2 separate regions of the Homo sapiens genome follow, and region 1 is linked to region 2. A link is an interaction called in ENCODE POLR2A ChIA-PET data of the cell type or tissue named here. Cell type or tissue: MCF 10A. All regions are shown on one strand. Each heading gives the region's core, and the rest is flanking DNA. Links, peaks and the distances in the headings are about the cores only. Region 1 overlaps FNBP1L (formin binding protein 1 like). Region 2 overlaps BCAR3 (BCAR3 adaptor protein, NSP family member).

Region 1 (12,648 bases), core at 4,904-7,403, 53 kb before region 2:
TGGGGGATCCAGGGAGTTTGCAGCCTAAATTAGCAGAGACCATGAATAACATTGACCGCCTACGAATGGAAATCCATAAGAATGAGGTAGATTTGTTATTCAGCACTTGTCAAGATAAATTATTTTTATAAACTTCATTATGATAGATTGGTTTTTGTTAGAATTATCTTCAAATGTTTATATTTAATGTTAGGGTTTATGATCTAAAAGTATTATTGTGATGTGTGTTATTTAATCTCATTAAAGTTTTTTATTTAGACCTTTATATAAGATTAAACATTTATACTATTTTTTTGAATCAGCTATAAAGTTGATCCTTTGACCAGTTTGGAATAAAGGTTTCACATCTCTAAGAATTACATAATTATAAAAACTTAAACACATTTTAAATGTAGATATCTTATGAGCTTTTAAACATATTTATTGAGCTCAGTTGTTTGCTTATTTTTTTTCCTAAGGCTTGGCTCTCTGAAGTCGAAGGCAAAACAGGTGGGAGAGGAGACAGAAGACATAGCAGTGACATAAATCATCTTGTAACACAGGGACGAGAAAGGTGATTTTTTGTATTTTATTTGTATTTCTTCTCCCCAGAGTTTTCTCACCCTTTTGTCCTAAACTTTATACAATTCGTTTTTTTCTTCCAAATTTAACAAGTTAAGCTTTTAGTAACCTCAGTCTTTTGAACCTAAGTAATTTTCTTTAGTGATAATTACAGGTGAAGTAGGAAAGTTCATCTTGCTATTCAATCCTAGTTTGTCATGCATCCAAACACAGAGCTAGGAACATAGAAAATTCTTGGAGCTACAGTCTGAGGGCCTAGGCTCCTCGGGCATGGGAAGGTTTCCTAAGGTTCAAGTGGAATTAGGGTCGCTTATGCCAAAGAAAAATTTTACTATCAAATAGCTCAGAGTTTTGTGAAGAAAAAAAAATGTATTGTTAGTTTGGACCAGAGCTTCCAAAAGACACTTTGCTAAGTTTCTGTACCACTTGTGACATTTCTTTCTTGATGTATTATATCTTTTTTTCCAGACTAAAAGTCCACAAATTAGGATTCACCTTAGAGAAAAATGTGAGAGGCCTAGTAACAACTCTTAGTTTTCTACTTAATTACAGTGTAATCTGAGCAAGTTCATTTTTAATGCTCCCTAAGTCTCAATTTCCTGAAATATAAAATGGAGGTTAAAATATCCACCCTTTAGGTTTGTTAGTAAAAAAGTAAATAATACACATAAAGCACCTAGTAGTAAATAGTGGTAATAGTAGTATCACTTCTTGAAAGAGTACATATCTTTAATCTGTTAAGAGATACCCACAAATTACTGGTTTTTGTTATTAGGTAAAACTCAGATTAAAAGGATCTAATTTCTTTGGCATGTGTTATTTCTCTGGCTTCCAGGCTTACTGAAAGTACTGTTAAAATCTAATTCTGTAAAATTTTCCATTATTAAATCTAATTCAGTCATTTGATTCTTCAGCAAAATTATTAACATTTTTCTCTGATTTAAAAAATTTTAAGAAAAATAAATTGTGTTTGTATTACCTGCTTTTTTGGATTTTTTTAAGTTACCAACTTCCCTGTTACCATGATTAGTTGGAAATTTACTTTACTTTTTATTTTAGTTGAGAATCTTTTAATTTTCAGTGACAGAATGAATACTTTACCCATGCTGGCTTAAACTAAAAATGGACTTCATTGGCTGACTTCAGGGAGAGCTTGATCTAGGAGCTCAGATGTTATCCCTAGGACTCAATTTCTCTCCACCTCACAGCTGTGCTTTCTACTGTGTTGGCTTCCTTTTAAGGCTCCAAAGCTCTAGGCGAGTATTCCTGCAGGTTTCGAGTCCAGTAGAAAAGGGACAGAGTGAATTCTCTTCGAAGAGTCCCAAGCAAAAGTTTCTGTGCATTTCTTAAATCTGATTAGGTTACAGGACTTCTTGTGAACTGGTTATATAGATGATTGCTCTGATGGGCCACTCCAGATTCAGAATAGAAACAATCCACCTGAAGCGTGTGAACTAAACATGGATATGCATGGATCCCTTAAGGAATTTTAGGATGATAAATTTGGGATGATGGAAGACAAGGGTCTAGAACGTTTTTCTGTTTTATGTCTAGACCGAGTGATAGTGAGGTGTATTTACTGAATAATACTTTGTGCCTAGAATATTGTAATCTTGTAATTTTTTTTTAATTCAGGAAATTCAGCAAAGCAGCATTTTGTATTAGAAGTAATTTGTATACTTGACATTTGAAAAAAATAGGGCTTAAGTGGAAACTGTGTCATTAATATTTAATTTTTGGAATTGATCCTGAGGTGATCAATTTATAAATAATATATAGAATTCTCATGTTTATGATACTTGATCAGAGATAATTTTTTGTTTTATAGTCCTGAGGGAAGTTACACTGATGATGCAAACCAGGAAGTCCGTGGGCCACCCCAGCAGCATGGTCACCACAATGAGTTTGATGATGAATTTGAGGATGATGATCCCTTGCCTGCTATTGGACACTGCAAAGCTATCTACCCTTTTGATGGTATGATTTTCTTAATAATATTGTATGTAAAAAAATTGGTTCTTTAAAAGTATTTACATCAAGTCACTCACTGTAGTATCCTTATTTAAGTAATATATGTTGTCAGAAAATTATTATCCCATTTCTTTAGTATGCATACTTTTGTTATAACTGTATTACAAATGTAGATATTTTTCTTCCGTACATGGAATTAAAAGGAAATTGCCCACGTTACTAGCATCCTAATACAGATTATTAATTAATTATCAATTTTGGTCAGTGCAGAATTTTCACCAGAGTCCTTACTGTGCACATGTCCTAAACAAAGTCGAGGCAGCTTGAACATGTAGCTCAACCCAGGAAGCGGGATGCTGGCGGATGCCACTTCATGCTCTTCCTTGTAGCTTACTAACATTAAGAGACAGGTACAAGGCATAGCTAGCTGAATGCCATCATCATATACTGAGTCCGTAGGCCACCTGTTTAGATGAAAGTGGGAGAGAATGTAGTAGCTACTGACTATGTTATCTCTTACTCTATGAAAGTTGAAGAACAAACTCTGGAAGGGAAGTAAGGCACTGAGGCCTTCTCCTGCAGATTTTTAGTTCCTCTTTATCCTGGACTGTGAAAAATACTTTCCCTCAACTAACAGGAGAACTGAGCGACACTTTCATAAATAAACGGTTGTAAAATGGTGCTTGATTTAAGGTCTTTCTCCCCACTTCGTGTTGGTTTAAAATTGAGCAAAGTCTCTAGTTACTTCTTATTAGAAAATATATTAAATTTAAGACCTTGCAGCCAAGTGCAGTGATGTGTGCCTATAGTCCCAGACACTTGGGAGGCTGCGGTGAGAGGATTGCTTGAGCCCAGGAGTTCGAATCCAACCTGGGCAGTAAGACCCTATCTCTAAAACAAAACAAAAGAAAACAAACTTGCTATAATGTAATCTAGAGAGTAGGGAAGCAATTTGGCACGTGTTAAATGAAGATTCAGTTGTGAAAATTGTTACTGCTAAGCAGGTTGGGCGTGGTTGGGGATAGAGAGTGAAAGAGTTGTGTATGGCCATTCTGTTTCTACCATCTCTAGAGTCAAACCCGTATTTTTCTCTGTTCTCCCTTCAGACTCTCTTTTTTCCTTCTTTCTTCCTGCTCTTTTGCTATCTGGTTACTGTTTTCCTAATCCATACCTGCTGAATTTTTTTAGATAGACTACTAAAATTTGGGAAAAGAGTTGGAATAGTGACATAGGAATTAGAATACCCTGTCAAATCATGTAATGTCACTGTGACTCAGTTAACTTCATCCGTTACATGGGGGTGATGTTATCCAGCCCTGCGGGCTTATTATGCAGCTCAAATGAGAGAATGTATATGAAAGTGCTGGGTAAGCCACAAAGCACAATAGAGATGTTGCTAGTGAGAGTCAGTAGTTCCAGGTACATTGAAATCTAGTAGGGTTTCATTGTATTTTGTGCATTGTATTAGTAACTTTAAAAAAAATTATCACAATGCTTAAATTATGCTTGTGAAAACTCTCATCTAGGACATAATGAAGGTACTCTAGCAATGAAAGAAGGTGAAGTTCTCTACATTATAGAGGAGGACAAAGGTGACGGATGGACAAGAGCTCGGAGACAGAACGGTGAAGAAGGCTACGTTCCCACGTCATACATAGATGTAACTCTAGAGAAAAACAGTAAAGGTGCAGTAACTTATATCTAAACTAACCAGGCACCTTTGTGCCATGTGTGACATAGGAAGAGTAACATAAAATGAAAACACATTCAACAGGTTGAAAAAAATAAGGAAACTTAAAGGGCATCCAAGATTAATTGTTCACTATGTGAGCTGAGTGTAGGCTTGATCTTGTGAATATTACCACAAGAAACATTTTGTGGCACTTTACTGTTTGAGTAACGTTGGTGTGAAGCTTAATTGATGCCTTTTGCTTTATGTCCCGCTTAAGTCTGTGTGAAGGATTTGTGTTTTTCTGCCTTACAAATAGAATTTGATTTATTGGGCAGGAATTCATGGATAGTAATGCTCTCTGCCCCCTTTACTTCAGAAAACACAGTGACTTTAGTGAATTTGAATAGTGAAACTGCTCTGAAATGCTATGGAAAGCCGACTCCCCAAAGAGTGGTTTCTTCTAGAAGTTTGAATTTGTAGCTACAGTTTCCAAGAAGAAAAATAGTAGTTGGATAATTTAGTAAAATAATAACATCATTTTCATTTTCTTACCTATTCTTAACTTTGGTTTCCTAAAGGAAGAAAATGAGCAGGTAGCACATAATCTATTTAAGTAGATTTAAAGAGAGTTTCAAAATAAATCTCCTGGTCTAGCTCTTAGGTGAATAAAATAGATTTTGTTTGAGACCTCAAAATATTTTGAGGTTAGCTGGTAATTTTCAATAATTTACAAGCTTCCTTCCAAACTAATCTCATACTTTTGTATGTTTCATCTTGAAAATATCTTTTGGGAAATACCACTTTAGTGATTATTTAGCATTTAGCAGTTACACATAGGAAAATACACAGTTACATAGAAAAATACACATTTGAAGATAGAGGAAACCTTGAATGGAGGGGAAGTGTTGACAAATTTTAATTTTTAAAGGAGAAACTTTTTGACTATCTGGGTTAGAGGAAGATATGTGTACCGCCTTTAGGGCATTTTGTTATTTCCGCTGAATCATTAGTTATTAGGATAGATAAATTTTTCCAATTAGTTTCAGCAAGCGTTGTTGGAAACACTGTGCAGTCAAGGATTGTGCAGTGCTGGTTGTGTGACCACACCCTGAGTCAGTGGTGTGGGGAAGTAAAGTGTGAAGAAGCAGTAAGATTGGTTTTTAATTTTGCCCATGTTTTAAATTTTCCTGGTGTTTTCGGTAGCTGACTATAAAATGATAGAGACATTTGGGACAGGCACTTTAAACTGAACACCCCTTTTGGTTTTACCAAAGGTCTTCAGTAATTGTTCTTTTCTTTTTCCTCCTGGACTGCAGGTTCCTGAAGAGGGTTTCTGAGGAAATGGGCAAGATGTTGAAGGAGGTTACATGCAGCTGCTTTTGGGGGAGGGTATTAGAGTTGTCAGGCTCAAAGAGAGTGAGAGAAGCAAGTTGCATGAGTGCATGCAGACATGATTTTTTTTTTACTAACTTCATTAGCATTTCCATACATTGTTTTTAAAAATCATAATACCAACCCTTAAGTTCCTAGTTCACAGTTATTCCCACAAAAGAAAAAGCCAACAATAGTGTACCATTTTTCTATTTATTTTATTGCTGTCTAATCAATAAAGAATGCAGAGCTGTCAAAAAATGTGTCTTACATTAGCTGTCCCAACAGGATTGTCTTCCCTCCCAGCTCTGTTTTAATTGGCTTTTAGACCCACTATCTGTCAGATCCTTGCCATCTGTCAGTGTCTGCCTGCGCCACCTCCGTGCTTGCTTAACATCCTGTTGCATGTCTAGCGTGATTGAGCTAGATTTTTCAGGCATGTCTTTAGATTCCCTTGTTCTTGTCAAAGCCTTGTTTTGTTTTACATTTGTAGTGCAAATCACTTTGTCAAACATCTCCAGCACTAATGTTTCCATCTTAGTATTTGTGCACACTGCTATAACTTCCCCACTGCAAACATTCCAGTTTTGGCATTACGAAGAAGTAGCTGTGAACCTGAAGTATTTATGATAAGAAAAAGAAAACATCTCTGCTGTAGCCTACAGCCCAGTTGAAAGAACTCTTTGAAACGTGATACATCTTCAGCACCTCAGTCTGGGAAGAATCTAGTCAGCACTGAAATCCTGGCATAATAAACACAGAAGATATTCACCACCTCAAGACAAAGGACTATTGTCAAAAGTCAGCTGCTTCCATTCAAATGCTGCCTTAAACTTGAGTGCCTAAATCTGTTGATTGCCAACACTACCACTACAGTATCCCACAAAGGGCTTTATGTGTCAGCTCAGTGCGACCTGCTTTAACTCTGCAGCACCGCTGCAGCTGCCGATGTAGCCTCGGTAGGTGGCTATTAGAGCTCTACCATATACAGTGGTGCATCTTCAAATTTATGCATCAAACTAAAGACATGTCCAAGTCCATTTTAATTTCCTCAGTGGTTTTATGAGAAGTTTTATGGGCCTCCCCCAATTGTCTTTTTATTTTGGGTTATGACGATCATGTTTGATAATTACAATGATAGTCTCTTTCCACGTGATGCTTTTGTTTGAACCTGATAAAATTTAGTGAAACTTTGTAATGATCTATGTGCACTTTTACTTGTAAAATGGAATTTCTGTATGTTTATACTTGTAAATATGATTGTTGTTAGTGCTCCTGTTGCTCATGGTGTCCTGCCTCGCATTTGTGATTCTGTTAATGACATGTATCTTAACTAATTTCTTAGTGGTGTTGTAATAGGGAGATGGGGCAGGTGGGGGGTTATTTGTACCACTGAATCTTCATTAATTTGGTTCTTTACTGTTTTGAGGGGAGAAAGAACGTGAAATGGTTTGTGTATTATTGAATTTTAAGCAATATTTTAGAAGCTGTGTGACTGCTTTAATAACTTTTTCCCAGTGTTATTTGAATCATACTACCCGTTATACTAAAGCTGAATGACAATTGTGTGAAAGTTACTGCCTTCATAAGATCAAGTCACCACTGTTACACAGCTGACATATAGTGTATTACCTTTGCAGCTAGTAAACTATAAAGTTTAGATATTGAATCTCGTTACAGGGTTATTTATATAATGTGACATTATTCAGTACTGACAGACTACATGAAGTAGTTTTAAAATCTAGTGCTATTTTTATTTTAAAGGTTAGCAATGAGGAGGAAATGTGATCTGGCTGTGTTTGTCTTCTGTACAAAGCCTGAAGTGCTTATGGTTTTTTGGCTAACAGCCACAGAGGGCAAAGTTTAAGACTTTCTTGTAAGGACTAACTGTTCTTTTCAAGCTACTGTTTGTTTTTCTAAAAGCAGGATTTGCTTCCGTAGGAGGCAAGTTCCTTGATGTGGAATAGTGCAACCTGTATATGGGTTATTATAATAGGAAAGACATTTGTACTTGCACAGTTTAAATCATTCTTAAATTTTGAACATGTGAATTGTCCCAAAAAATCTTTAATTTTTTGGTAATTTTTACTCTTTTTGTGCACATGTTGATTTCTTAATGGTAAATCCTTCATTTAAAGATAGTGTTCTCTGTTGAGAATATTTACATGGAATAAAACAATCTTTTCATGGCCTGTTAAGGTGTTTAGTGTGTGATCTTTCATTGCTATGTGAATCAGAGATGTGATGATTTTGTTCTTGAATGTGCCAAGTCTCAGATAATACAGAGTAGATGACAAATTCCATAAGTGGGACAAGTTTTTTTTGTTTTTTGCAAAGCAGTTTTGGAAATTGTATTCTAATTTTGGTTTCTCTAAGCTTTCCTAAAGGAAAAAAAAAGTTTGCTGTCTCTTTAGAGTGAATTTAAATTGCATGCAATAATTTGGATTTATCTTTCTTCTCCAGTAGCTGTGTTGCATAGACTTTCCTTTTACACCATCTGTCCACTGCAACCATACGAACTGTCCCTGTACCTCATAGCCCAATCTAGCCACTACACGCTGGACAGCATTTCCTGTGCTCCGGCTTGATTCCTAATCAGTTACAACACCCAAGTCTTCCTGGCATTTCAAAGCATGGAAAGAACATTTGCCATAATTAGTGACACATTATCTGTAACTTCAGGAAGTCTAATTTCAGAAGATTCACCTTTTAAAAAATGCAAATGTGAAACTATGACTGCAAACTTTTAGAAACTCAGAAAAGGGAATAAAATTCAGGGTAGATGCTGAACAATGAGAGGTTACGATTGTTGAGATGAAAATTTAGGGATCAATGCCAAGTTTGGAAGTAGGAACACACAAAACAATGAAAATAGCAGGAAAATAGTGTCAATTGTTAAAGCTTCAGATGGACAGAGGTTTGGGGTGGAGAGCTCAAAACAATGAAGAAAGCTTTTATTATCAAAACTAAGATCAGTGAAATCACTTCCTATTTGCGAGGGGAAGATAACGTCCTTGATAACAACAAATGAAAAGTCTCTCTAGTCTCATTGAAAAGGGTTTTATTTTGAAGAATGTACAGGTTAAGTATTCCTTATCTGAAATGCTGGGGACCAGAAATATTTCCGATTTTTTTTTTTTTAGATATTTGCATTACATACTTAACAGTTGAGCATCCTTAATCCCCAAATCCAAAATTCTCCAGTCAGCATTTCCTTTGAGCATCATGTCATTGCTCAAAAAGTTTCAGATTTTGGAGTTTTGAATTTGGGATACTCAACTTGTATTAGCTTAAGTAAAAAAAAAAAAAAAAAAAAGCTTAAGAAACAACCTATTTCAATGAGCTTATATACCTAGGATCAATGTATTCCTGAGTATAGTCACTGTCAGGAATTAGGGAAACTACAGAAAACATAAGATGCACCAAAAGATTGGGGAATTGGCAAACACACATTTTGAAGAGTAAATTCTGAGAAGTTGGACAACAACCCTTGAAAGTATTAGATGATGTTAGCTTTTAGGGGACAGTGTATTGGGCAACTGACTGAGGTTCCTAAGAATAAGCCATGTCAAAATAGCCTCATTTCTTTTGATACAAATGGGGGTAATTCTAAGACATAATTAGTGTCTTGCTTTCAACACAATTTCAGTTTGACAAGATTTCTCACTTGTTTTCTGTGAGTTGTGACAGCACTATTAGGGATATGGGAGCATTTGACGAACTGATTTGGTAAACCCAGAATCTCCATCCTGAGGAGTTTCTTGTGGATAATATGTATATGTATGTTATGAACCATTATAAGATAAATATATCACCCAGTTTAACAAGTAGAATATTACCAGGTGGGCACAGTGGAAGCACTGTCTTGAGTGTGGAGTGAGACAGACAAACTACAAGCTTCCAATTCTGGCAAACCAAGATGAGCAATCCCCAACCATCTTACTCCGTCTTTCTCCCTTTTCTCCATTCTCTTCTATGGCTGAGAGCTCCTGCCACTGGCTCTTGGCATATAGCCAGCACCCAGATGGTGCTGTGCTGTCTGATGAGGGTAGGAGGTGAGATGGCGATCCATTACCTGTTCCCTCTCTTCAGGTGCCAGGCAGTGGTTAGTAAACTAATGACAGTGGTCAGTTGAATGGGGGAAGTCACTGGAAGAGTTTGCAGTTCCTTGTGTCAAATCACAGGGGCATCATTTCCCTGGTGACAGCCATATCAAGCAAAAGATTATACCAACCCATTTGTTTAAACAAACAACTTGAAAATTATTAGTGATTTATAAATGGTTTGTGCTACTTATATCACTTGATAAAGTTTTATGTAGTTTAAATAAAATGAATTATCTTGTTGATTTGTACACTGATTTATATATTTATGAATTTAGTAATATCCCAGTTATCAAATATTTTAAATATTCCATTGTATCTTGAGACTTTTTCACTCATCATTTTTAAGATTTATCCTTGTTTATGCATAATTTTATTGTGTATAGTATTCCATTATAAAAGTATACACAAATTATCCATCCTCTTGTCGATGGACATTTGGGCTACTAGTTTTGCTAGTAAAAATATACTGCTTATGTGTATCTATGTACATGTTTACTGATTTCAGAGTTTCTCTAAAATTGTACCGAGGAGTAGAATTGCTAGGTTATGGTTATAGTTTTCATTACAATTTTAGATTCAAGGGGCACGTGTTCAGGCTTATTACATGGATATATTGTGTGCTGCTGAGCTTTGGACTTCTAATGATCCTTTTGCCCAAGTAGTGAACATAGTAACCAATAGGTATTTTTTCAAGCCTTTCTCCCCTCTCTCACTCCCCGCTTTTGGGATCCCCAGTGTCTATTGTTTCCATCTTTATGTACATGTTTACCCAATGTTTTGCTCCCACTTATAAGTGAGGACATGCAGTAGTAGTTGGTTTTCTGTTTCTGTATTAATTTGCTTATGGCAATGGCCTCCAGCTGCATCCATGTTACTGCAAAGAATATGATTTCATTCTTTTCCATGGTTGTGTAGTGTTCCATGGTGTGTATGTACCACATTTTCTTTTTTTTTTTTTGAGATGGAGTTTTGCTCTTGTCGCCCAGGCTGGAGTGCAATGGCATGATCTCTGCTCACTGCAACCTCCGCCTCCTGGGTTCAAGTGATTCTCCTGCCTCCACCTCCTGAGTAGCTGGGATTACAGGTGCCCGCCACCACACCCGGCTAATTTTTGTATTTTTAGTAGAGACAGGGTTTCACCATGTTGGCCAGGCCGGTTTCGAACTCCTGACCTCAGGCCACCCGCCTTGGCCTCCCAAAGTGCTGGGATTACAGGCGTGAGCCACCATGCCTAGCCACCACATTTTCTTTATCCAGTCAACCATTAATGGGCACCTGGGTTGATTCTGTGTCTTTGCTGTTGTGAATAGTGCTGTGATAAATACACGAGTGCAGATGTGTTTTTGGTAGAATGATTTCTTTTCCTTTGGGTATATACCCAGTAATGCAATTGCTGGGTCAAATGGTGTAATTTTAGTTTTTTGTTTTTTTTTTTTTTTACTTTTCAGTAGCCATTCTGACTGGTGTGAGCTGATATTGTGGTTTTGATTTGCATCTCTCTGATGACTAATGATATAATTTTTTCATGTTTGTTGGCTGCTAGTATGTCTTCTGAGAAGTGTCTGTTCTTGTCCGTTGCCCACTTTTTAATGTAGTTATTTTCTTGCTGATTTAAGTTCCTTATAGATTCTGGATATTAGTCCTTGGTCAGATGTGTAGTGTGCAAATATTTGCTCCCATTCTGTAGATTGTCCGTTTAATCTGTTGATAGTTTCTTTTGCTATGCAGAAACTCTTTGGTTTAGTTGGGTCTTAGTTGTCAACTTTTGTTCTTGTTGCATTTGCTTTAGAGGACTTAGTCATAAATTCTTTGCTTAGGCCAATATCTAGAAGAGTATTTTCTAGGTTTTCTTCTAGGCTTTTTATAGTTTGAGGTCTTTCAGTTAAGTCTTTAGTTCATCTTAATTTTTGTATATTGTGATAAGTAGGGGTCCAGCTTCATTCTTCTGCATATGGTTAGTTTTCCCAGCACCATTTATTGAATAGGGTATCCTTTCCCTATTATTTATTTTGTTGACTTTGTTGAAGATAAGTTGTAGGTGTGCAGCAGCTTTATTTCAGGGGTCCCTACTCTGTTCCATTGGTCTATTGTGTCTATTTTTGTACCAGTACCATGCTGGTTTGGTTACTGTAGCCTTGTAGTATAGTTTGAAGTCAGGTAATGTGATACCTTCCACTTTATTCTTTTTGCTTAGGATTGCCTTAGCTATTCCAACTCTTTTTTCGTTCCATATGAATTTTAGAATAGTTTTTTCTAATTTTGTGAAAAGTGACATTGGTAATTTCATAGGAATAGTGTTGAATCTATATATTGCTTTGGGCAATATAGACATTTTAATGATATTGATTCTTCCAACCCATGAACACTGATTGATTTTCCATTTGTTTATGTCATCTATGATTTCTTTCAGCAGTGTTTCAGCAGTCCTAGTTTTGTTTTGGTTTTTTTTTTTGGTGACTATTGTAAATGAGATTATATTCTGGATTTGGTTCTCAGCTTGAATGTTATTGGTATGTAGAAATGTTTCTGATTGTTGTACATTGATTTTGCATCCTGAGACTTTGCTTAAGTCATTTATGAGGTCTGGGAGTCTTTTGGTGGAATCTTTAGGGTTTTCTAGGTATAGAATCGTATCATCAGCACAGAGAAAATATGACTTCCCTTTTTCCCAGTTGGGTGCCTTTTATTTGTTTCTCTTGCCTGACTGCTCTGGCTAGGACTTCCTTAATTTTCATTTTTAAAATATAATGCCACATTTTCCTCCCAAAGTTATTGTAATATTTTTACACTCCTACAAGCATCGTATAAGGGTTATTCATGTTCCATATCCTGGCCAGCACTTAGGATTCAGACTTCAATTTTTGTCAGTTAAAGGATATAAAAGAGCATTTCATTGTAGGCCTAAATCGTGTTGCCCTGATGATTGGTGTTGTGCATCTTCGTGTTTCTATGTTTCCCCTTCTTGTA
Region 2 (12,648 bases), core at 5,841-8,340:
TATTTTATATACATCCAGCAACCCCGCCACTCCCCAGGAAAGCCACATCTTCACCCCAAGCATGCGTTCTGACCCCACCTTCCTGACCGTGGCCAGCTGGCCCAGGAAGGGTGCCTGTACCAAGTTGGTCCAATCAGAGTTCTTCCTGGGATTTTTCTAGATGGAACTGAGCGAAGAAGATACTCTATCCCACTTCAGTGAAAACATCATGAGGCTTGAAGCATGGAAGTTGCCTCACCCCCGTGTTTCCTGCCAGGTGGAACAAAGTGCTGAGAGAATCAAACCAGCAAGCAAAGAGAAGAGGAGCAAGAGATGGAAAGTGACCTCTAGCATGCACATCCCTAAGCCCCAGCTGATTATATCAGCCGGCAAACTCCTCTTGTGACCTAGGCTAGTATGAGTGGAATCCCTGTCACTTGTGACCAAAGCAGTCCTGACCCAGAAACGCAGGGACTGGCTGAGGGCAGCCCAACATTGGTGGCTGAGGGTTTAGACCATCACACTCCAGAAAGTCAGAGTCACGGAAAATCTTTGCCCAGGAAGGCAACAGGTATATAAAAAGATACTTTTAGAGAGATCTGGCTGCAGTGAGAGCAATGGGCTGGATGGGGCCAGGGCTGGAGGCACAGGTCAGAGTCTTTTGAAATGTGCTGACAACGCCCAGATCTCCATCTCCAGCCCTTAGGGTCGGTGCCTGGTAGGGATATTTACTGGAATCCGCATTAAAGCTCAGATGTCAATATGGATAAATTGAACTCATCCCCTCTGCAAAGCCTGATCTTCGCCCTTTTCCCCAGTCACTGGCATCTCTTCTGTCCTCATTACCTGAACTAGAACCCTCAGAATCGGCTTCCATTGGTTAAGACATTCCTGATTCTTTTACCTATCCCCATTCGAATCCCCACTGTTTAGATTACTGTTCTTTTCTCCTAGAACTTCTGCAATAGCCTCCTAACAGTTTCCCTACCTCCCATTTCTAGTCCCACAACCTGCCACCTACAATACCACCAACCTTGTCATATTGCCCCTAGGTTCAGAGATTTTAGTCCAAGGGTGCTCCAGCTAAGGCCGACATGACAGCCACAGTCTCTTTCAACTCCTCTCCCACCACACACACATATACACAGAATCAACGAGCTTCTAATATTTAGTTTTCATTCATGCCAGGGTTCGGGCCTGGTCCCTGGGGGCGCAGACCCCAGTCCTGCCCTGTTCCTCCAGAATCCTGAGCTTTAAGCACCATTTCCTGTTGCCCCAGGGAGCTGACCCATGGCCCCTGACATATACTGAACTTGCAGACACACTGGGATTTGGCTCTGAATTTGCTAGGAGGCCCAGATCATGAGAGGGCTGTGGATGCAAACAGGAAGCGTCCCTGTGGGCCCCCAGAAATAACTGTCAGAGGCATGACTGGCAGGGGAGATGGGCAAGGGTCCTGCCATTATGAAGTGGGTTCCAAGAGTCAGCAGAGTTGAGGCATTAAAGTTTTCAGGACATTATTTGGGGCTGTTGGCTGCCAAGGCCTGAGGAAATATTGGTTATGCTTCCAAGGGCTCACAGTGACCTCCAGATAAAGCCCAAAGCCTCCTTCATAAGTCAAGTAATGCCTTTTTCCACCTGGCCACAAGCTAACTTGCTAACATGTTCTGACGCAGGGTCCAATTGCAGGAACCTTCCATGGCTCCCTGAACAAAACATCCCTCATGTCCTGCCTCCATGCCTTTGTCTTGTGGTCCAGCAGACAGTGACACATCTGTAGAGGTACACGGCCTGGCAGGAGTCCAGGATGGGAACTGGGGAACAGCCAGGGGAAAGTCAGACAAGGTAGGTGGGGACCTTGAAGGCCAAGCAGAGACCATGCCTTATTTACCTTTGGCTCCCAGAGCCTGGCCCAGTGCCTGGCACACAGCGAGTGCCCAGTAGACAGTGACTGGCTGGAACCATGCTCACTTGCTTGCCCTCTGTCTAGCAGGTTCCTTGTCACATTGGGTGTGGAGGAGAGGAGAGAGCTTGGAGGCTGGTCAAGAACAAGTGACCTTGGGCCATCTCTACACTTCTGAGCTTGTTTCTCTATGCATAAGGAGTGGGGATAATAACTCCCACCTTACAGGACTATAGGACCTGATGCAGGTAAAGCATCTGGCACTATACCTGGCACATGGATGCTCGCTTGACACAATGTGGAATTTGAACCCTCTTTCAAAGACGGCTTTTAGCAACAAAATGGAACTACTTCACTAAAGAAGTAAAGAAAAAAAATTACAAAATCCATCAGAGGTTTTAGAGATATCTGGCCCTCGATAATTTAGTTCTAATGGAATAAAAAAGCTAGAAGTTGGAAAACTGATCTCTACTTAGGCACAGGTTTGTTTATTCGTTTATTTCAGTGCAAAGTCAACAGTTCCTGGGATTTTGAGTAGCACTCAATGGTTCTATAGATGCAGGGTGAGTAAGCAGGCATACTGTCGCTTGGTGGCAAGCACTTTGTATGCATATATCTCACTATTAACAAGTATATGTATTAGCGCCAGGTGGCTCACATATCCACAAATACACAGGTGACACAGCCCAGCATGCGAGTGCAAGACAGTTTTGTGTTTGCACAAGACTAAGAGGTCCTTGTATGTAGATTCTGTCTTCTTGGACACTTAGTTGTTGAGAAATTTTTTGTTGAATTTTAAAAACTGAGATGATTTTCTAGTCATTCATTTATTCCATGATCAAGCCTGGCAATTAACTTGGTTGAATAAAGAAAAAGAAGAAGGAGGGAATGTGTGCATAAAAAGAGGAGGTGGGGAGGAGAAGGGAGAGGAGGCTGGAGAAGGAGCAAGCTAGCAAGCTGCTGGGCTATTCTATCCTAGTTGGGAGTGTCAGGCTCCAACACCCGGAATGCTATCAGGGTTCTCAAACAAAAGCCTCCTTTCTTCAGTTTTGGAACAGTTTATTAGCTTGAGGGAGAAGTCCACAACAGTCCAGGCCTCTTATCAAATTGTATCAAACAACTCCACAGGTTGGGATTTTCTAGAAATCCTATCCAGAAATTTTGATTACAAATAAAATTATAAGTCTGACTGGAGTTCTGGATCTTCGATGTTAACATTGGTCTAATTTCTTTTTCATTTTTTTTTTTGAGACAGGGTCTTGCTCTGTCTCCCAGGCTGGAGTGCAGTGGCGCATTCATAGCTCAAGTGATCCTCCCGCCTCAGCCTCCCAGGTAGCCAGGACTACAGGTCTGCACCACCACACCCGGCCATTGGTCTAATTTCTAAGCAAGGCCAGTGTCTTCCAATGAGCTCAGGGTGGGAAACCCCACGGGGGTTGGGCTGTGAACTGTACCAGGTGGCCCAAGCTGGGGGTCCAAAAAGACAGATCCACATCTCAAATCCACTGAACTCTGGGAATCCCTGTGATGACCTGAGACCTGCATCATCACTGCCCCCAATAATGTTGTAAACATGTAAAGAAACTGAATCCCCAAAAAGCACACTTTCAAAAGCACTACACAAAGCAGTCTGAACCCTTCCTCTGAAGAAGGCTGCTACATCTGGCATCGTCTTACAAGTAAATCCAACCCGAAATGAAGTTCTTTGGAGAATTCAGAAACTCAGCCCTTTTGAACCCCTGCCTTGCGTTGAATTTCAAGCCAAGTTTACAACCAAATTCTGAAGTATATAAAGGACTTTTAAAGACCCAATTGGTATTTTTACAATTGAAAACCTGCATAAATTGATCATGAACCCAAAGAATGAATAAACCCCAATTACTTTCATCACTCTAAACCCTGCCCGAAGCTGAAAATAAAAATCCAGTTCTCCACAAGTTTGAAGACCAGTTACTTCTAGTACGAGCCCTTGGGTGTTTTCATCTAAAGTAGAACAGAAAGAACAGGAATGGCACTTGTGGCGATCCTAAAGCCTTGCAATGAAATAATTAGTAGATTGGTTCTGTTTCACCTTTTACTGACACTTGCTGGTTTTGTGGCTTACTTAAAAATAGTTTATTTTATTATAATCCAAAGATAAATGAAGAAAGGTTTGAATTCACCAATCCTACTTTTCCCACTGGGATGCTAGGCTAGAAAAATAGTTTCTTATGCTAATAACTGTGATTAAAGCCAAAGCATTTACTTAAATAATTAACTTTACAAATAAAAAAGTTCAAAGAGAAAAAAATTCATATTTTATATCCCTGTTGGGTAAACAAAACCAAATGTGAACGTGGGCAATTGGGCATCTTTGCCTGACCCAGCCCAGTGGGCACATGGTGGCCTGGCCAGCGGTCCAGGACGTTGCCAGAACCATAGCTAAGGAGGTGCCACTTGTACACAGCTGTCATGGATCTATATATTGATTACAACAGCTGCCCAACATATGACAATAAAGTGTCCTGAGGAAAGGGTGTCTTACTCTTATTCACTCAAGAGGCACTCTACAGGCCAGCAGGGAGGGTCCCTGAGTGTGTCCCTGAGACTTCTCTGCCTTTTAGGTGTTGGACCCTTGGCAGATGAGGACCTCTGGCCTCACTGGGCCCCTTGCTATGAGCCAGCTCCTTCAAATTCTCTCATTAAAGCTCAGTGAAGCAGCCTTTGCAGAGAGCTTCCTAATCCATGCACACTTCACCCTTTTGGCTAAAGTTCTGCAGAAATAGTCAGGGGCTCCATTTTCAATCAAGAGTTTGATAGTCACTGGAACACCGTGCCTTAAATGAAACCCAAGGACTTACTGCATGCCTGCCGTGCTACTCTGCCTCTCTGGCTAGATCTGAGGCAGCCGCAGCTGTGATGGAAGGAGGACTCCATGCCCTGCAGCAGTCACAGCCTTTTTGAGGAGACAAAGCATTTGAAGAGAATGTGCAGCAATAAACATCTATCTTATCTGGGGTCAGTGAGGGTTTCTGGTCCCTTCTGACAAAGAAATTGGCAGCAGAGATTCCATAAAAATTTCAATAAGTTTTAGCATTCTGAAACACTTCAATTAGTTTGATGTTAACGTTTAAGCACCTTGATGAAATAAATTTATCTCTTCCAAATCCTAGAAAGAATCTCCCTTTCGGCAAAGATTCTGCAGATGGGTTTTGATGCCATTTTTCCATTTTGTAGTTAGATCTCTATCATTTATCACACTGTAGACCAAATGGTCGTTTTAGTGCCATTAAAAACTGATTTGCAATTTGCTGTTAAATTAAGATGTTTCATTTTCCTACTGTATATGATTTTCCTTTTCACAGATGAGTGAGGATACAAGGGGCAATCAGACCCTAGTGCAGACAAGAAAATACCATCAAAACCCCTAGAGATCCCAAATCTAAGAGATTTCCTTTTATTCATTATCAAACCTAATCAATCTCTTATCAAAAGAGGCTCAGAAATCATGTATAGTAAATATGAAGAGGATATCTGTAGAACCCCTTGCTTATCAAAGTTCTGAGAAATTCCCATTAAATTTCTGTTATCCATGTGTGCAAACTAAAAAGACTAATTTAATTTTAATTTGTGCAGACTGAAGTCTTAGAGCAGAGCACTCTGTAAGCAGGCAGCAGTAACTTAATCCTACATGACAAACTAATTACATTAGAATCATTGTGATAGGTGCCCATGCCTTCTTTGATGTTAAACCCCTGTTACCTTTGATCCACAGTCATTCTCTGGGCAAGGTCTCTTGCACACATTCCCATCCTGCCAGATCATGAAGCTGTTGCTTTTGAAGCTCAGTTTTATTTTGATAGAACACCAAGGGACTGAAAATTATTTCTCACTGATTTTGTTCTGAAAACTTCGGGTAGAATTCTAAGCTTGACAGAATGTAGCACATACAACGCCAACAAATGTGGCTTCTTTTCTTCACTAAGATCACCCACTCACTGGTGAAACTGCTCAATGTACTCATTGCACTGTAACGTCTCTCTCCATCCCTTCTTGACCCCAGTGAGTTTGCCCATCATGTTTCTTACCCCTTGATAAACATCATTTACCTACAGCCTCACTCAAAGCTCAGCTCCAAGGGGGTCTCACCTTTTCGTTAATAGATAAACCGAAACACGATGAGATTTCCAACAGGCCATTTGTTAACATCTTGCCACGCTGAAAGCCCTGGCGGGTACCTTCCGTCTAGATCAAATTTAGATGATGACTTCCTGGAGCAGCCCACAGAGGACCAGACATCCAAATCACCCCAAGAGGCAGGCCTGTATTCTCATTCCTCCTAGAGAGAAGTCGGATGTGCCACACTTCAGAGGAAGGCCGAAGGTCAATGGGTGCACTTAATCATTATTGGACTAGAGAAATGAAGGGCTTTGATAAAAGCTAAACACCAGTCCAACCTACTGTGAAAACCCTGTCTAAACTACTTTGCTCCCTTTAACCATGTCCTCGAGCGACTTTGAATAATATCTCTCTTGCTTTCACAGGGCTGGCACTTGGGTTAAAAGAAACAATGCAAGTGAAATATTAATCGCTGAGTTCAGCAGCAAGATTACACTCAGTAATAGTAGTGCTTTCTTAACATCTTTAAAGAATGAAAAGAACAAAGACTGCCCTGGCTAAGGCAGACCCTAATAAAAGAGTTTGAAAACCGGCTGATCAGAGTTCAAAATGCTAGAAGATCCAAGCCAGAAATCCTCACCACTGGTAATTCAATCTTGTTAATTCAACATCTTAATGCAAATTATGAATGATCTGGAACACAGCTATTCATCAAACCAGATGTCCTATTTGCTCTTCAATAAGAATGTCAGCAAATCAAAATCAACTTAATTCAAATACTCTCATTTCCTAATTCACCTTGAATGAATGAGATGAATTAGGAAAAGGAGAGTACTGAATGAACAAAATGCACCGTAGTTGAAAGACACCCAAAGATGTAATTGGAAGGAAAAACAAGATATGCCAAACACATGGAGGAAAAGCCAAAGATTCAGACAGCCTTCCAGCGTGGGGTGTAGAACAAATGACTTTCAAATTCTCTCTCTCCAAAATAGTACCATGACTAACTACCATCTTAGAACTCTGCTCTGGGACAAAGCGCATCACATGTCAGTGCTAAGTACGCAGCAGGCTTGCAGTAAAACAAAATGATTCATCACAAGATGGGTTTTGGCCAGACATCAACTGCACCACTTTCAATATACAACTCACAGGTCACTTTAAAGGTATATTCCTTCTAGAGGAGCTCAAAGCACTAGATACCCACATATCTCATTTAACAAGCATTTTAAAAAATGCAAACAGCAAACATCCTACATGTCATGCAGAGAAACAGAGAACCAGAAACTGGACTTAAAGACACAAGATACTCAACCCAATACAACTCAGATCTCATGAGTTCATACAGCATTCCTGTGGGCTAAACAGTGAGCAAGAATGTTTACATCTCACAAGAAAATAGGGTGGTGGTAGGGACAGAAAGAAAGAGACAGGTGAGAGTGGTGTTTAGAAGGTAATATCATGAAGACCTACTCATTAATTACATGTGGAAAATGAATAGGAGGAAGGGGCATGGGCATTCCAGAAAGATGACTGAGCCACCAACATCCAATAAAAATGCACGAGGGCATAGTGGGTTTGTGGAAGAAGATGTAGAACTAAGGTCTGCTGGGCCTTCTGGATGGAGTCACTTACTGGGCCATGGGGTCCAGGTGCTATGGACATAGGTTGACTGGAGAGCCTATCTGGAGAACTACGGCTTGGGAGTCCTCAGTATAGAGGGGTATTCTATCCCAACTTTCACCAAACAGATGGGATACAGCATGAGAAGAGGGCTGGGGGAGGCTTTTCAGAGGCAGACTAGAAAGAGAAACCCAAGAAGACAGTAGGACTGGACAGGAAGGACACAGGAGAACAAACAGAATGCAGTGTCCTGGAGGTTGAGAAAGCTGATTTCAGGAAGAAATGGTCAACATTGTCAAGTGCTGCAGAGAGTTCCAATCATATCAGAATTGGACAGCATCCGCTGCACTTGGCAATGTGCAGGTCACTGGTGGCATAAAAGGGGCTGAGTGGCCAATGGAAAGGGAGGGAGTAAAGACTGTGTTAACTTACAAGTGAGAGTTTATGCATGTATGATATACAGAGGGACATAATAGACACTGGGGACTCCAAAAGAGGGGCGGAGGGATAGGGAGTGAGGGGCTGACAAATTACCCATTGGTACAATGTTCATTATTTGGGTGGTGAGTACATTGGAAGCTCAAATCCCACCGCTATGCAATATATCCATGTACAAACCTGTGCATGCACCCCCAGATCAATAATTTTAAAAAGACTGTTAACCAGCTTCGGGGTGGAGGAAGATGGGGACCAGGAATGAGCATGGAAACGAGGAGGGTTTTTAACATGGGAAAGACCACAGCATGTTTCTAAGCTAAGAGGAAACACGATCTCGTTATGAGAGTTAGAAGGACAAGGCCTGAAGAGAAGGTGGAGGGAGGAAAATTAGGGTGAGCTGAACTAGGACAAGCAGGACAGATGGGAGGCTTCAGGGGCCCAGGGAGGACACAGGCATGAGTTAGGGGGATGCTGCTGCTGCTCCTCAAACTCATCCCACACATAGAGTCCAACGCCCAAGCTCTCACTCACTCCGCATCCAAGCCACTTGCTGGGTCCCCACTGCCCTTAAAAAAAAAAAGGCCCAGCATGCTCTGTTCCCCAACCACCTCTATGGGCTCATCTCCTTCCACTCCTCAGCTTCAGCCTCAAGCTCCCGTATAGGAAGCTCTTTCCCTCTCCTGTGCCTTTTGTCCCTATGGCTCCTACAGTGTTATCTCCTTCAGGAAGTCCCCTGATCCAGGGCTGGGTTAAAGACCTCTCCCTGGATCTCACAATAGGCTGTGCATCCTTCCTGCCTTTGCACCCACCACAAAGCACAGCGTAAGCTGCTTGTATCTCCATCCGCCCACCAGACACAGCAGAGCTCCTTCGGGCGGAATGTTCACCTCTGTCTTCCCCCTCCTAGTAGGCCCTCAGTGCACATGCTAGGGGTAGGCTGGGGAAGGGCGATGAATCAATGGCTTCTGAGTCAGAGGCTGGATGGATAGTTCCTCAAATCTCATCTTACTGAGAATCCAGATTTTACTCATCAGTCCTTTCTACATAACTATTTTTGTAAAAGCACACACATATCTAGAGTAGACACTGGGGAGAGTTCTTCTCCACAAGAACTAAAAGACATGAAACATAGCACTTTCATGAGCTAGACAGAAAAATAGGCCATAAGATTCTCATGGCCAGAGCCAGATTTCAACAGTAGCTCCTGGCACTGTGGACACACACTGGAAATACAGCTGAGGCCAGAGATGGTGTCCAACCTCCTGAGGCTCTCCTTTCCTTCCCAACCAGGACAGGCTGAGTCTCCTCTGCTGTTCCTGGGGATACCCAAGATACCCATCAGCTAAAAGGCCCCCAAGCTATCACTGACAACATCTTTAAACCCAGCAACAGGCCTGGGTCCCCCGTGCACTGCTGACCTCTCGCGCAGGCTGTGCGGGGAGACCTTTGTGGTCGGAGCACACCAAGCCTCCAGCGTCCTCCCCAGTGTTTAGCATGGCCCATCCCTCTGCAGTCCTGGAGGTGCTGAATCCACTAACAGAATTTTCCCAAGATCCCAATCCCGTCTCTGCTTCCCACTTAGGTCTCTCCAACAAAAACAAGTTCTTGGCCAGGATCCCAGCTCCAGGGTCTGCTAGGGAACCGGGTCCTGGGACACAGGCTCTGTCAAGCATGTCTTTCCCCTGATATTGAAACCAGATCCCACCCAACCAGATGCCAATGGAATGCATTTAAGCCTCTTTCAAAAAGCTACACTGTCCTTTCTTTTTGGAGGGCTGGAGAGATAAGTGAGCAACTAGCAGCTGCCACGAGGAGGGGCTGAGTTACTTGGAAAGACATTTCCTGCAAGGCTTCTTCCACCTTGCGCAGCTCGTGCTGATGGTGCATCTGCCCCACTGACAAAGGCAACTCAGGCCATCGTCAATGCTGGGATGTGTCACCAGTCCCCAAGCTGTCACCGTAACAGACAGACCAAATGACCAGCCACAGGGAAGATGAGCAGGGCCTCTGCTGCACCACACACACGCACCGCCACAGAAAGACAGTTTCACATGAAACCAAGTTCCAGGGGCCTGGCACTCTAGGATGGGCAGATGTGACTCCTCAGGCTGTAATATGGATTCCAAGAGGCTCCAGATATTTTTTTCAGGGTAGGGGAAATGACTTTAAAGGAAAACAAAAAAGAAACAATACTACATAGCACTTCCTGGCTGCAAAGACAGTCGAATATAAGTCTAGGAAAGCACATGTCTAACATCCCTGCCTTCTGTGGCTGCTCATTGACAAGACCATGGCCACTAGACTTAAGGCCTGGTTAGCTGAGACTTACTGATTCCATCTATCCACAGGCACCACACCCCAACCTCTCTATCTGCGCTCTTTCAGAAAGGTGGCTTTTCCGCCCTTGCAAGGTAATTCCCGTCTCTTAGGTTCCTCTGACACAGGCACCCCTGACCTTCCTCAGGCGCAAACATTGACAAAGTGACAAGTTTCAGCTCCTTTGTCCCCTGTCCACAAAAATACCTAAATAAATAAGTTACTAACAGTCAGAGACACAAGGGGCCAGAAGAGGTAGGGGTTTGTTTCCAGTGCCAGCCCCAGAAATGTGACCCATTGTGCTTTTTACCAAGTTCCTCCTCTAGCTCACCAGGGACCTGGGGGCGGGCCTGCCAGCGGCCACTCCCTGTGCTCCCCTTCCAGGCTGATGCCTCCCTGCCTGCCCACACCGGGGTACTCCACGTCTCTACACTTTGTGCGTGCTCCTCTCTCCACGAAGAAGGCCAATTCTCCTCCTTCTCTGGATAACTTCGACTAATTCACCAGACTCAGCAAAGGCTCTGCCTCCCTGCAGGAGGCCATCCCTGATCCTCGCCACTCCTGCCCCATCTATGCCAGGCATGTGCCTCCAGGGAGCCACAGCACCCTCTAAAGAGAGCAACACCAAATCAGTGATAACCGATCGTTTCCTTCAACCAGAGTTAAATGTCTGCAGAATGCCCACCAGGCATGGTATTACAGCAGAGATCCCCACTGGACCAACAACTCCCACTGGGTCCCCAGCACCGACACATCCGAGGTACCACAACCGGTGACTGCTGAGCTGAACTAAGGATGCAATGGGATGAAAGCCAATGGGGAAATGTGCCTCAAATACTTATTAACCCCTGGTACAGGAGGCCTGGCTGCTGGGATTATTCCTAGATCCTCTGTGACTTCTCTGACCATGTCACACACTAACCTTCCCAGTGAACCTTCTGCTCTGAGCAGGCCTGGCCTTCTGCACTCCTGCAAATGCCAGTGGCTTTTCTATCTCTGAGCTACTGGGTCTGCTGCTCCCCCAGGCTGAAATGCCGTCCCTATGCCATTCTTTTCTTTGTCCATCCAAATCCCCAGTTATTAAAAAAAGGAGAAAAATTTAAAAGGGGTTACCTGTTCTTAAAAACAAACAAACAACAACATCAAAAACAAAAACAGTCCCACATCCTCCCTGAAGCTTTCCTAAAAACTAAGGCTCACACTGTTCTCTCCCAACTGAACTGCAAAATAAAGTATTAACATACACAATATCATCTTATTTTAGGCGTCAATTGTCTTAATATAGTACAGTAGAAAGAACGCTAGCAGCCAGGCATGGTGGCTCACACCTGTAATCCCAGCACTTTGGGAGGCCGAGGTGGGCAGATCACCTGAGGTCATGAGTTCAAGATCAGCACGGCCAACATGGTGAAACCCTGTCTCTACTAAAAATACCAAAAATTAGCCAGGTGTGGTGGTGGGTGCCTGTAATCCCAGCTACTCAGGAGGCTGAGACAGGAGAAGGCGGAGGTTGTAGTGAGCCGAGATCACGCCATTGCACTCCAGCCTGGGCAACTACGTCTCAAAAAAAAAAAAGAAAGAGCACTAGGCTTCAGCCCAGAAAATCTGCTTTCTATTCCTAGTTCCCCACGAAATGATTCTGGGCGGGCTGTTTCTCTGAGCCTTGGTGTGTCCTCTGCGGAAAGGGTAAATTATTGCCCTGCTCACCTCACAGAGCTTATTTTCAGACTCCAGTGAGACAAAGTTGTTGAAGTCTTCATAGCATAGAGAGCTTGTTTTGAGACTCCAATGAGACAAGATGTGAAAGAACTCATACATTTGAAAGTCTTTTGCAAATGTAATGAAGTGATATTATGACCTAATAATATCCTTGTGGTAAGTCTTTGAAGGCAGGAACCATGCCTCAAATCTCATTTATTGCCCCACACCTCCCACAAATCCCTCCCCACCTAACAGAGGGCTTATGCATGGACTTTACATTCAACACCCATTCTACATTCAACACGCATGGACTTTAGAACTTGAATATGTCTGTTAATGTTATGATCTGGAATATCTCCATTACAAGTTTCTTTCCACTGGGCTTAAATAAAACACTTTCGTCTTTTTTCCCCCAGAAAAAAGATCCAGTAGTCTTTTATGTAACGGCTGTCTACTGTGAACCCCTTCGGGATATTAAAGTCATGACCCTCAACATGGCTGGAACATCTTGTATTTGGCCCCAACTCTATGAGGGCCAGCACATCCCTGATCCTTCTCTCCATTTTCGGCCTCCCATTTAATTCCTTTCC

What was found. ChIA-PET counts read pairs that join two places held together with the same protein. Peaks named below come from ENCODE experiments on the same cell type or tissue, not always from the same donor. Only the 100,000 strongest peaks of a DNase experiment are listed, where the experiment ranks them.
Region 1: POLR2A ChIA-PET joins it to region 2 with 6 read pairs; 4 of 35 experiments call an interaction of 5 or more read pairs at or near these places.

Annotation. Positions count from the first base shown.
Region 1 is chr1:93,546,889-93,559,536 of GRCh38, forward strand. It overlaps FNBP1L (formin binding protein 1 like), which reads left to right. Exons shown (of 17, transcript NM_001164473.3): 13 at 1-86; 14 at 459-553; 15 at 2,390-2,538; 16 at 4,059-4,217; 17 at 5,521-7,773. The coding sequence ends at 5,528. Among named protein-coding and RNA genes, the nearest start is that of TRC-GCA7-1, 37 kb to the left of the region's middle. RefSeq lists a silencer at 5,784-6,078 and an enhancer at 6,126-6,654. In MCF 10A, for the core only: no CTCF peak of the experiment used is centred there; a DNase peak (open chromatin) is centred at 5,943.
Region 2 is chr1:93,599,001-93,611,648 of GRCh38, forward strand. The region is part of intron 3 of BCAR3 (BCAR3 adaptor protein, NSP family member); the gene reads right to left. BCAR3-AS1 (BCAR3 antisense RNA 1) reads left to right here. Exons shown (of 4, transcript NR_034091.1): 4 at 161-1,030. Among named protein-coding and RNA genes, the nearest start is that of BCAR3-AS1, 13 kb to the left of the region's middle. RefSeq lists an enhancer at 10,696-11,259. In MCF 10A, for the core only: no CTCF peak of the experiment used is centred there; a DNase peak (open chromatin) is centred at 7,051.